Regions from separate parts of the Homo sapiens genome. Here region 2 is linked to region 1. A link is an interaction called in ENCODE POLR2A ChIA-PET data of the cell type or tissue named here. Cell type or tissue: Panc1. All regions are shown on one strand. Links, peaks and the distances in the headings refer to the core of each region. The heading gives the core; the rest is flanking DNA.

Evidence for each region. ChIA-PET counts read pairs that join two places held together with the same protein. Peaks named below come from ENCODE experiments on the same cell type or tissue, not always from the same donor. Only the 100,000 strongest peaks of a DNase experiment are listed, where the experiment ranks them.
Region 2: POLR2A ChIA-PET joins it to region 1 with 9 read pairs; 5 of 35 experiments call an interaction of 5 or more read pairs at or near these places.

What each region holds. Positions count from the first base shown.
Region 1 is chr3:57,792,903-57,800,926 of GRCh38, reverse strand. The region is part of intron 2 of SLMAP (sarcolemma associated protein); the gene reads right to left. It also overlaps the pseudogene PDHA1P1. Among named protein-coding and RNA genes, the nearest start is that of SLMAP, 41 kb to the right of the region's middle. In Panc1, for the core only: no CTCF peak of the experiment used is centred there; no DNase peak of the experiment used is centred there; H3K27ac peaks cover 322 bases.
Region 2 is chr3:57,651,482-57,657,493 of GRCh38, reverse strand. All of the region lies in intron 9 of DENND6A (DENN domain containing 6A), which reads left to right. It also overlaps a transcript of PDE12 not described here. Among named protein-coding and RNA genes, the nearest start is that of DENND6A, 39 kb to the left of the region's middle. In Panc1, for the core only: no CTCF peak of the experiment used is centred there; no DNase peak of the experiment used is centred there.

The sequences.
Region 1 (8,024 bases), core at 1,609-5,608:
CAGAGCTCAGGTCTCCTGGGAGCTGGTATTGGCTTGGCCTGTGAGTATAACGGAAAAGATGAGGTCTGAATGACTTTATATTTGAGGCCTACAATATAGCCGCTTTGTGGAAATTACCTCCTATTTTCATCTGTGAGAATAAAACTGCTATGGAATAAGAGCATCTGTTGAGACAGCAGCACCTAGCACTGATTACTATAAGACAGGCAATTTTGTACCTGGACTAAGGATAGACAGAATGAATATTCTATGTGTCCATGAGGCAACAAAGTTTGCCTGTTGTATATTTGGAAAGGGGACCATACTGATGAAGCTGCAGACTTACCATTATCAAGGCACAGTGTAAGTGATCCTGGAGTCAGCTGTACACAAGAAGAAATTCAAGAAGCAAGAGGACTGACTCTATTATGCTTCTCAAAGATAAAATGGTAAATAGCAATCTTGCCAATGTTAAAGAATAAACGGACAGCCGGGCAGGGTGGCTCACAACTGTAATCCCAGCATTTTGGGAGGCCAAGGCAGGCAGATCACCTGAGGTCAGGAGTTCGAGACCAGCCTGGCCAACATGGTGAAACCCCATCTCTACTAAAAATACAAAAATTAGCCAGGTGTGGTGGTGGATGCCTGTAATCCCAGCTACTTGGGAAGCCGAGGCAGAAAAATCGCTTGAGCCCAGGAGGTGGAGGTTGCAGTGAGCCGAGATGGTGCCACTATACTCCAGCCTGGGCTACAGAGCGAGACTCTGTCTCAAAAAACAAATGAAAGGAAACCGATGTTGATACAACTGATCCCAAACTACCTTTGGAAGAATTAGGCCGTTACATTTATTGCATTTTGAAGTTTATGATGTAAATCAGTGGATCCAGTTTAAGTAGATTTTTATTTTTTTTAAGACAGGGTCTTACTCTGTTGCCCAGGCTGGATTGCAGTGGTGCAATCACAGCTCACTGTAACCTCAAATCTCTGGGCTCATGCAATCCCCCTGCCATAGCCTCCAGAGTAGAATCAGATCATTTTAAGGGGATACTGTAAATTTACTATTATGCCTCAATGGAACATCCATGGTCAACTGTAAGAAACTCTGTATTCTTAACTTTGTTAAAACAAACAAGCAAACCAAAAAGCTCGCGAATATGTTTGTACTATGGCATAAAATAAAGTTTTAAAAGTTGGGAAAAAAATTTAATGAGTTCCAAAGGTCCAGTGGTGCAATAAAAAAAATACATCATCCTGATGTTCCAGAGCTTCCCCATTTTCCTCCACAGAAGCAAACATGTTATCAGCCTCTTATATATTAAAAAATGGAAATTTTAACTGAAAAATAAAAACAGCAAACACAAAAAGCTCAAAATGTTTAAAGGAAAAGCTCATAAATTCTTACTTTCAGAAAGAAAAACATGTGGAGAGAAATATAAATACTAAGTAATTAACAGGACCCAAATTATTAGCAGAAGATACAAAAAGTAAACGTGGGGAATTTGGAGGCACTGAGTTACATCTCTGCAACACATAAGGTAGTAATTCTTTGACCTTAGGCAAACAACATCCTAAAATAAAATCCAGTCCCTAAGGCAAAAGCCTTTTCCTCCATCAGTAGGTCACAAAGCTGTCTTGGGCTGGCTTTACCTAACTGTCAAGCCAGAAGACACACTACCTCTCTCCTGTAATGGGTTAGCTAGGTATATTTAATGAACAAAAGTTATTACGATTAGCAAAGAATATCCTTTAACATCTGTTATAAGTATCCCTTAGCATCAGTTATTGTATCCCTTAACTGTGGCAAACTCCTACCTTTTGCTTCCTGGTAATGCTACTCTAACTTACACTCTTAACACAGAAATGATGACTGGACTCCTGCATTGGGCTGCTTCTGCAGCTACATCATGCAGAGATGGGGAGAGCTTCTGAAGATCTAATATTAAATATATTAAAATATAATTTCCATTCTTACCCCATAAGGAAATAATATAATCATTTTTATTATGACTGCAACTATAAACTGAGTGAAGTACTCTAGAGTGACTTGCTCACCGACAACATTTCCAAAGCAATACAATAACTGAGTCAGTATTCACTGAAGACTTATCTCATATAGACAGTGAAATAAAATAATATTATAAAAGTAACACTTCTGCAGTCTTTGTTCAGAGTTCCAAAAGTGAATTTCAATATGGTTGCTGACTCTGAAAGTGATTTTCAGATTTATCTCTTAACAGCATTTGGCTACATTTCTCTTTCTGGGATTAAGTTAAATAACATCTATGCATCAATTGAGTTAAACTAGAGGTCATGCTTTACCAACTTTTAGCTGAGTTTATGTCATAATGTTAGCTTTTCCTAGAATAGGCTAGTCAACTGAGCTATAATATATATTCTCTTGGGTTTTATGCCATTTCCTAAATTTAAAATTAAAACATCAGTTGAGGAAAAATAGCTACAACCTAACAGCCCATGCAACTTAGATTAAGCTGCATACAACATTAGTTTCAAAACAAAGAGAGTCAGAAAACACTCTAGAAAATCAAGTATGAGATTTTTAGTGCTAAAAAGGACTACAAAATACCCTCATCAATGAGGTAACTTAGGGCCCCAAAGCAGCCGCCTATATAAGAACAAGACAAGTAAACAAAGCAAGTCCAAAGTCCAAAATATTCTACTTCACAAACAGACAGCTTCAGCAATCCTGAAAATACCTAAATAAAAAATTAGTTAAACTTTCAAATGACAGACAAATTTAAGAAACCACCCACCTCACTAAAAATATTCTTGGTAATAAATGACTGCTTAGAAAGGAGCTTACATACCAATAAAATTAGTTAACATTTATTTAGTCTTTACCGTGTGCCATGCCATGTATGCCTTCACATATATTAACTCATTTAATTTTCACAGCCCCATATGAGGTATTATTATTATCTGCACTTTACAAATGAAAAACAACCTGAGGCACAATGAAGCTAAATTTCTTGCCAAAAGTCACCAAGGTAATAAGAGGTGAAACCAGGATATGAACCCATTGCAGTGACCTCCACAGCTGTCATCCCTAATTCCTCACTCCTGACTTCCAGATCTTTACCGCTCTACCATACTGTCTATTTTAGCCCAACTCATCACTTTGCAGATAAGCAAACTGTGCTCCTCAAGGAAGAGATAAAATTAATCCAAGGTTTCTAACTATTTAATAACATAACTGGTACTAAACTCAGGTTTCCTATTCACATTATGAGGCTTTTCATTTAATCTTTTTCAAAAATAATTTATTTTGTTTTTCCAAGTATAAAATACTTATTGAAATCAGAAGAATATAATAAAGTACAGAAGAAAATTGAAATAACACCTCCCAGCTTCCAAGAATAACCACATCAACAGTTTAACATATTGCTTTATATGCATTACACGACTAACATTCCACTCTCCTGCCTCGTACTTTTTTTTTTTTTTTGAGATGGAGTTTCATTCTTGTTGCCCAGGCTGGAGTGCAATGGCGCGATCTTAGCTCACTGCAACCTCCACCTCCCGGGTTCAAGCGATTCTCCTGCCTCAGGCTCCCAAGTAGATGGGATTACAGGCACCCACCACCACGCCTGGCTAATTTTGTATTTTTAGTAGAGACAAGGTTTCTCCATGTTGGTCAGGCTGGTCTCAAACTCCCGACCTCAGGTGATCCGCCTGCCTCAGCCTCCCAAAGTACTGGGATTACAGGCGTGAGCCACCACACCTGGCTTTTTTTTTTTTTTTTTTTTAAGATACAGGATCTCACTCTGTCACCCAGGCTGGAGGGCAGTGGTACAATCATAGCTCACTGTAACCTCCAACTCCTGGGCTCAAGTGATCCTTCTGCTTCAGCCTCCCATGTAGCTGGGACTATAGGCACATGCCACCATGCTCGACTAATTTAAAAAAAAAAATTATAGAGACGGGGGTCCTACTACATTGCCCAAGCTGGTCTCGAACTCCTGGCCTCAAGTGATCTCTCACCTCGGTCTCCCAAAGTGCTGAGATTACAGACATGAGCCACCATATCCAGCCCCTTGCCTTGAATTTTTAAAAAATTTTAGAGACATATTCTACATATAGTTGCATTTTTGACATTTTCACTGATATCATCCCAAGGCATTAAGTATTTTTGACAATGTGACTTAATGGTTATATGACATTTCATTAATTTATTTAACCATATGTCTACTGACTATATGTGGTTAATTTTATAATCAGTCTCTGTGATGAAACTGTTATACACACATCTTTATGTAACATCTCTGATAATGTTCTTAGATTAGGTCTCTAGAAATGACATTACTGTGACTTAAAGGGTATAATAATAGCTAATACTTATATGGTGACTGTTGCCAAATCGTTCTAAGTGCTTTGCAGATATTCTAAGTGCTTTATAGCTATATCCTAGCTAATCCTTGCAACAATCCTATGAGGGAGGAAACGAAGGTCCAGAGAGAACAAGTGACTTGTCCAAAATCAGCCAGGAAGTGACACAGCCACGATTCACACCCAGGTAGTCAGGCTCCACGATCCATGCTCTTAATTACCAGGCTAGACTATCCTAATTCCACACTCTTTCAACCACATCATGCAAAGTCTCCTGGAAGTTTATTACAAATACACAAAACAGCTGAGGGACTTTTATTTTACTAAACATCCCAGAAGACTCTACCGTTTGAAAACTACTATTCTGATCTTAACAACAACAAAAAAGAGCAGAACACTTAATAAAACTCCTCCCATAAAACCTTTGATAGTTATATTGGTGGATGTTTTAAATATAGAAGGGAGAGCCAAGTAAGAGAGTACTCAAAATGGTTAAAATACATGTTTATGGCCTTAAATTAGGCAATGGCTTCTTAGAAATGACACCAAAGGCACAAGTGACAACATGAATTTAAAATGTTTTAATTACTAAAAATTACTTATAAAAATAAAAATAGATAAATTGGACTTCATCAAAATTAAAAATATTTACACTTTAAAAGATACTATCAGGACAAATACTATATGATTCCACTTATTTGAAGCACCTAGAATAGGCAAAGTCCTAGAGACAGAAAGTAGAATAGAGGTTACTAGAGGCTGGGGGAGGGGGAAGGGAGAGTTATTATTTAATGGGTACAGTGTTTCTGTTTGGGATGATGAAAAAGTTCTGGAAATGGAGGTTATAGTTACACAACACTGTGAATGTACTTAATGCCACTGAAATGTACACTTAAAATTGTACAAATGGTACATTTTATGTTATGCATATTTTACCACAATCAACACCACCAAGACAACCCACAGAATGAGAGAAAATACTTACAAATCATTTATCTGATACAGGAATTATATCCTGAATATACAACTGATAATCCAATTTTTCTTTTCTTTTTTTCTTTTTCTGAGACGCAGTCTCTCTCTGTTGCCCAGGCTGGAGTGCAGTGGCGTGATCTCAGCTCACTGCAACCTCTGCCTGCCAGGCTCAAGCAATTCTCCTGCCTCAGCCTCCCAAATAGCTGGGACTACAGGTGTGCGCCACCATGCCCAGTTAATCTTTTGTATTTTTAGTAGAGACGGGGTTTCACGACGCTGGCCAGGCTGGTCTCAAACTCCTGAACTCGTGATCCGCCCGCCTCAGCTTCCCACAGTGCTGGGATTACAGGCGTGAGCCACCATGCACGGCCCCAATTTTTCAAAAGGATATAAATCAATATTTCTCCAAAAAAGATACATACAAATGTCTGATAAGGACATGAAATGATGCTCAATTATTAGTCATTAGATTATCAGATTATTAGTCATTAGAGAAATACAAATCAAAATCATTAGATACCATTTCCTACCCACCTGATGGCTACAAAAAAGACCAACATTAAGAAGTATTGACCAGGAAGTGGAGAAATTCCTGGTGGGAATGGTATAGGCACCTTGGAAAACATTTTGGCAGTTCCTCAAGATGTTAAACACGGAGTTACCATATTACCTAACAATTCAATTCCAAGGTATGTACCCAAGACAGCTGAACACAAATTCACACAAAAGCTTGTACACAAACTTTCATAGTGACATTATTCATAACAGCCGAAAGTAGAAAACAGAAACTCAAATGTCCATCAGCTGATTAATGGACAAATAAAATGTGGTAGCTATCTCTAGAATGGAATTTTATCCAGCAATGCAATACCTACATAAACTAGAACTTAGATGAAGCTTGAAAATGCTAAATGAAAGAAGCCAGACACAAAAGACCACATGTTGTATCATTCCATCGATATAAAATGTCCAGATAGGCAAATCTAGAGAGACAGAAAGCAGATTAGTGGTTGCCAGGGTCTGAAGGGAGGAGAAAATGGGGGGGTGACTGCTAATGAATACAAACTTTCTTTTGGGAGTGATGAAAATGTTCTAGAATTAGGTAGCGGTAATAGATGCGCAATTTTGTGAATATACTAAAGACCACTATAGTGTACACTTAAAAAGTAAAAACAAACTAAAATGGTTGAGAAATTCATAAAAAAACATAAATTTTGAAACGAAGTGCTTATAAGTGTTAATATAAGACTGTAAGTATGTGACTTTTGAAAGAGACTCAGGACAGTAAAAGCCAAAGGATAAAGACAAAGTCTTTGTGGTAACTACAGACCATGGAGACAAAGATAGAAATGCCAAAACTGTCAGAAAATTAAGAACCAGGAGAGTATAGCGTACGAACAGAATTTTGGAAAGTTCTATTAAAATGCACACTAAAGAAGTTAGGAAAGTGAGTTTCAGAATAGGGAGAAAATAAAAAGAACAGCCACCAAAACTAAATCACTGAATGACTCATCTAAAAAGTTTCCTGATGACTTTAGAAAACTGTTTTTTTGTTTTTAAGAAAGGGTCTCTCTCTCTCTGTTACCCAGGCTGGAATACAGTAACTCGAACACATCTCACGGCAGTCCTAACCTCTTGAGCTAAAATGATCCTCCCATCTCAGAGTCCTGAGTAGCTGGGGCTACAGGAATACACCATCACACCCAGCAGGATTTTTTTTTTTTTTTTTTTTAAGAAAGATAGTTCTCACTTTGTTGCCCAGGCTGATCTTGAACTTCTGGGCTGAAGTGATCCTCCCACCTCAACCTCCCAAAGTGTTGGGATTACAGGCATGAGTCACCGCACCAGCTTTAAAAAATAAGCGAAGGTTTACCCATCAGAAAAGAACAAGGTTAAGAAGGTACATATATTATCTAAATTCATAAAACTGAAGGAGATATGGGCAGATTTCACCAAATGCTAGTAGTTGAGGACAAAACTAAAATTTAACCAGAATACTCTGGAAATGTATGAAAGTATTGCTATTACACAGTAAATTAATAGGACAAATTAATTATGCTGGATTTGCTGCCAATATTTCAGAAGCACTCTCATTTGTTCTAAATAGGCTGAGGTAATGATGAAAGATAGATGATGGTATACTGAACACTAGAATGTCAGCTCCATACGGACAGAAACTTTTATCAATTATAGAATTGAGCTCAGCACACAAGAAGTATTCAGTGTTAGCTAAATGAATCAACAGCACTTTGAAATCTATAAAATATCATACATGTTTTAGAAATTCATATCTAGAAATGAAATGTTAATGAATTTAAAAAGTCATTGATATCTGAGATCTAAAACTAGAGTTTCAGGGAAGAAAAGAATTAACCTCAAAAACTGGAAGGACATAAGAAGCCTACAGGGTGTAGGGGTGTAAGCCTGTAGTCCTAACTACTTGGAGGCTGACATGGGAGGATCACTTGAGCTCAAGAGGATTTTTTGGGTTTTCTTATTGAGACAGGGTGTCACCTGGGCAGAGTGCAGTAGCATGATCTTGGCTCACTGCAACTTCGGCCTCCTGGACTCAAGTGATCCTCCCACTTCAGCCTCCCAAGTTGCTGGGACCACAGGTGCGCACCACAACGCTCAGCTGATTTTTGCAATTTTTTGGTAGAGATGGGGTTTTGCCATGTTGCCCAGGCTGGTCTCAACTCCTGAGCTCAAGCAATCCACCCCGCTTA
Region 2 (6,012 bases), core at 2,013-6,012, 140 kb after region 1:
AAATATAGAATATGTATTATATGTAAAAATATTTTTGTTTGGTTTAGTGTGAGAATTATATTGTAATAATGTTAGAAAACATGCTTTTTTAAAAAAGAGATGCATTTTATTTGGGAGTGAAATGTCATGATGTTTGTGTTCTATTTTAAAATACTTCAGTAAGAAAAAATAGATGACGTGAAAAATGGCAAATATTAATCATTAAATCTGAGTGATATGTATATGATGTTTCTCACACTGTTGTTTTTACTTTTCTGTATGTTTGAAAAATGTCAACATGGAAAATGAAAAAACAAAAAAGAGATACTGTTAGCACTTAGAAAAGAAATAGAGGAAAAATAAAAAGTAATGTTTGTGCCTTTACCCAGAGCAGCTAAATCTTTGGATTGGTACCCAAGTTCTAGTTCCCCAGGTAGTTCTGATGTATAGGCCAGCTTGAAAAACCACTGCTATAAATGAGCAGTTACGAAATGCTCAAAAAGTCATGAAAGACTTAAAATGGATTTTTTTGGTGGGATCTTTTTTCTTTTATTTTTGAGACAGAGTCTCACTCTATTGCCTAGGCTGGAGTGCACTGCTGCAGTCTTGGCTCACAGCAGCCTCCACCTCCCAGGTTCAAGCGATTCTCCTGCCTCAGCCACCCAAGTAGCTGGGACTACAGGTGCACACCACCATGTCTGGCTACATTTTTGTATTTTTAGTAGAGATGGGGTTTCACCATGTTGTCCAGGCTGGTCTCGAACTCCTGACCTCAAGTGATCCACCTGCCTTGCCCTCCCAGAGTGCTGGGATTACAGGTGTGAGCCACTGCGCCTGGCTGACCTTTTTGTTTGTTTTTTATGACTTGTAAACTACATGGAATACTGCTTCAAAAGATTGGTTAGTTTAAAAAAAAAAAAGATTGGTTAGTTTTATATGTTGCTCTAGCACAGTACAGTCATCCTATTTCTAGGTATTTATTCAATAAAAATGAAAATGTGTCTACATGAAGACCTGTATGCAAATGTCTATATAGTAGCTTTATTCATAACAGTATAAAACTATACACAACCGAAGTATCCATCAACTGGTAAATGGACAAACAAAATGTAATACATGAATGCACATGGAATACTATTCAGCAGTTAAAAAAAAGAAGGAACAGTTGATACATGCAACAATGTGAAAGACTTCCAAAAGCATTATGCTAAGTGAAAGTTTCCAGATAATTTAAAGATACTGAATGATTCCATTTATATGATGTTCTGGAAAAGATAAAACTATAGGGACAGAAATCAGATCAGTGGTTACCTGGGGCTGGGGGAGGAAATCTACTACATAAGGGCTGCGGGCATTTCGTGAGGTGATGGAACTATTCTAGATCTTTGGTAAGGGTAAATTTTACTGCATATAAATTATAAATGTGACTTTTAAAACAAATTAATTTTCTTAAAAAGTACATGTTATGGCATTATTAGGATGAAAAGAGGGAGTGTCCCCAAAATGAATAAATATTACAGGCAAAATATACTAAGAAGAATGTGTACATTTCTCGTTTTGATACTTGACTCATTAAGGAATAATTTGCAGAATTGGCATAAATTAATATAGAGTTCAATTATTGGACATTTTTTCTTTTGAACTTCTGGGTATGAGTCTTACGCTTTATTGTTTGTTACTGATTATCTTAGCTTTTGTGGTAATCTTGCATATCCCATATCTGAAATGGTCAGAATCAGAAGTGTTTTGGATTTTGGACTTTTTTGCATTTGGGGATTTTTGCATATACATAATGAGATATCTTGGGGATGGGCCCAAGTTTAAACACAAGGGTCACTTATGCTTCATATACACCTTATACACATAGCCTGAACGTAATTTAAAAAAATATTTTTAATGATTTTGTGCATGCAACTAAATTTTGATTGCATTTTGACTTTGACTTACCTTGAGGTCATAAGTAGAATTTTCCACTTGTGGCATCATGTCAATGCTCAAAACCTTTTGGATTTGGGAACATTTTGTAATGTAGATTTTCACATTAGGGATGCTCAACCCTTAGTTAATTACCCCCATCACTAACACCTTTGATTAGCACATGTCTTGTCTCCTGGATATGAATTACATAATATTGTTTTAAGAGTGGGGCAAGTAAGTTTGTTGTTTTTAAATTCTTGTTTCCCGCCAGATGCAGTGGCTCACGCCTGTAATCCCAGCACTTTGGGAGGCCGAGGCGGGCGGATCATGAGGTCAGGATTTTGAGACCAGCCTGACCAACATGGTGAAACCCCGTCTCTACTAAAAATACAAAAACTAGCTGGGCATGGTGGCGGGCCGCCTGTAATCTCAGCTACTCAGGAGGCTGAGGCAGGAGAATTGCTTGAACCCAGGAGACGGAGGTTGCAGTGAGCTGAGATCGTGCCACTGCACTCCAGCCTGGGCAACAGAATGAGACTCCATCTCAAAAAAAAAAAAAAATTCTTGTTTTCCAAGAGATGAGAAAACCAAATTTTGAAAAATAATCTCACACAGTGATAGTATTATATCAAGCATTTAATATCTAATGATTAGATTAATGCTTTATTTGTGACTGTGCTTTTTGTTTCTGTAGAGCTTACATTTCACGTTTATTAGTGTGAATGAAAGTTTACATATTTATCCAGTTATATTGAAGGTGATAGATTTACACCAAGACTGAGCTTGAAAGCAAAGTAAAGAGACCTAGAAAGGCATTTGAATTTGAGTAGCAGAGATACAGTTGAGTGTAGGCGCTCCTTTCACTAGGTCAAGGTCTATTCCATGGACCACGCCTTTGGTTTCAGCTTTCTTGATCACAGAAATAGTTTCCTCATTCTGTTTTTGAGGTGAGATTAGAATTGAAGGGCAGTTTTCTGTTGAAAGAAATAGACATTTTCTTGCCTTAGAGTCAGGGACATTTTACTTGATGATATTTGCTATTTGTTCCTAGTACAATGAGAGACACATCAGTTATCACCTCCTGCCACCTGCTTCTCTCCCCTGTTCCCTATTGTGACTTGAGAAACAAGTTATTTTGGCTTTCTACCGCATTGGCTGAGTAGACAACAGTTATAGCTGTTTCTATGTTTCAGAGATTGAGAAAGCCTGTCACCACATAAAATGTATCTGATGCTATCTGACACATGTTGATTTCCTTTGGGTTTAGGTTTCAGATTATAATAACATACTATATCTTTCTCAAAAGGTTGAAACCACTGTTTAATTCTTAGAAGTGAATTTCTGGCTGGGCACGGTGGCTCACACCTGTAATCCCGGCACTTTGGGAGGCCAAGGCAGGTGGATCACGAGGTCAGGAGATCGAGACCATCCTGGCTAACACGGTGAAACCCCGTCTCTACTAAAAATACAAAAAAAAAAAAAATTAGCCGGGCGTGGTGGCGGGCACCTGTGGTCCCAGCTACTTGGGAGGCTGAGGCAAGAGAATGGTGTGAACCCGGGAGGTGGAGCTTGCAGTGAGCTGAGATCGTGCCACTGCACTCCAGCCTGGGTGACAGAGTGAGACTCCATCTCAAAAAAAAAAAAAAAAAAAAAAAAGTGAATTTCTAATTATTTTCCCAAGGCATGGCTGTTTTGGTGGTGGGAGCTTAGCATAAAGGCATGATACGCCAGAATGGGAATATAAATGTGGTACTAAAAAAAAAAAACCCAGTGATTTCCTTACAGACCTTCATTTCAGTAATCCTATACTGCAGTTAATTTGGAGCACGCTACCTTTTTTTTTTTTTTTTTTTAGATGGAGTCTCGCTCTGTCGCCCAGGCCGGAGTGCAGTGGTGCGATCTCGGCTCACTGCAACCTCCGCCTCCTGGGTTCAAGCAATTCTCCTGCCTCAGCCTCCCGAGTAGCTGGGACTACAGGCTTGTGCCACTACATCCGGCTAATTTTTTTTATTTTTAGTAGAGACGGGGTTTCACCGTTGTTAGCCAGGATGGTCTCGATCTCCTGACCTCACGATCTGCCCGCCTCAGCCTCCCAAAGTGCTGGGATTACAGGCGTGAGCCACCGCGCCCGGCCTACTACTAATATTTTTTAGTTCGAGAGAAGTTTCCTTTCCTGAATATTAAAAACTTACCTCCCACCCAAAAAAACAACTTTGATAACATATTATCAGTATAATACAAAGCTTTCAAAGAATGATTTATCTTGTAACTATACTTCCTATCTTCTATGTGTGCCCTTTGCTAATAATATATTAATATACTTGAAAGACAATAATTTGCAACTTGGTGCCTTAAAGGAATCCCACTATTAAAGTCAGTTGGTGAGATGTTTTCATGTAGGCCTTTTTCATTTTTCCTTTGCTTATTTTTACAAACCAACAGAAAAGTAGTAAGTACAATACAGAAGACTTTTTTCCCAAACCATTTGGTAGTAAGCTGGCGACTTGGTGCCCTGTCATCTCTTAATACTTTAGAGTCTATTTCCTACAAACAAGTATACAACGCAACCATCAAAATTGGTAAAATCAACATTGATAAGTTAATATCATCTAATACTAAGACCAGTTCAAATGTTACCAGTTGTTACAATAATGTCTAGTTGAGAATCATCTGTTGCATGTAGCTGTCACATCTCATTAGTCATCTTCAGTCTAGAATAGTTCTTTAGTCTCTGACTTTCATGATCCTGATATTTTGCAGATTACAGGACAGTTATTTTGCAGAAACTCCTCAGTTTAGGATTGTCTGGTATTTACTCCTGATTAGATTGAGGCTCTGCATCTGTCAGGAGGTGGCATATAAGTTGAGCTTGACTTGTTATTGATGATGTTCAGTTTGATAACTTGATTAATGTGGTATCCTCCAAGCTTCTCCACTGATAAGTTAATTGTTTTTTCTTTTGTAATTAGGTATTTTTGGGGGAGATATTTGAAACTATATATGTTATTTATTGATGTGTAACAAATTATCCCAATACTTAGGCTTAAAAGAACAAACATTATTTCACACAGTTTCTGAGGGCTGGAAATCTGGGAGCTGCTTAGGTGGGTAGTTCTGGCTCAGAGTTTTTTATGTGGTTGCAGTCAAGTTGTTATCTGTGGTTTCAGTCAGTTGGACATAGGAGTCTGGAGAGTCTGCTTCCCTACAAGGCTTACTCGCACAGCTTGGCTGGAGATCGCAGTTCTCTGTGGCTGTTGTTAGGAGGTCTCAGCCCTAGCCTTATGGACTTCTCCATAGGGCTGCCTAATGTTCTCACAACATGGCAGCTAACTTTTCCCAGAGCAAGCACTGAGAGAAGGCTGAAGCCACAGTGTCCCGTATGACTCAGCCTTCAAAGTTGTACATTGTCATTTCTACCGTATTCTGTTAATTACAATCAAACCAGTAATCCAGTCCGCGCTCAAGAACGGGAGAATTAGGCTCCATGTTTTGAAAGGACTGTCAAAGAATTTGTGGACAGATGTTATTTATTTATTTATTTTTATTTTTATTTTATTATTTTTGTAGAGAGGGTGTCTTGCTATGTTACCCAGGCCAGTCTTAAACTCTTGCCTCAAGTGATCCTCCCACCTAGGTGTTGGGGTTACAGGAGTGAGCCACCATGCACAGCCTGGACATATTTTAAATCACCACACTATTTTTATATATCTGTTTGGACTCTGATTTCTTGTTTTATTCAATAGATTCTAATCCATTATTACCTATTTTGATATTCAAATTGTCCCAGTTTAGCCAGTGAGAACTTAGTACAGGGTGGCTTCTATGTTCTTTTGCCATATCTCTGTCATTCTTTGAACACTGTCTTGCTTTCTGGTGTGAGATATTCCGGGTTTATCTTTTTTTTTTTTGGTAATTAAATAAACTGGTTTGTAATTATCATATCATACAATATTCAACCTTTTAAAGTACAATTCACTAGTTTTTTAATATATTCACAAAGTTGTGCAACCATCACTGCTAATTCCAGAACATTTTCATCACCTCAAAACATAACCCTGTACCTATTAGCAGTTCCCATTCCCTCTTCTTCCCAGCCCCTTGCCATTACTAATTTAC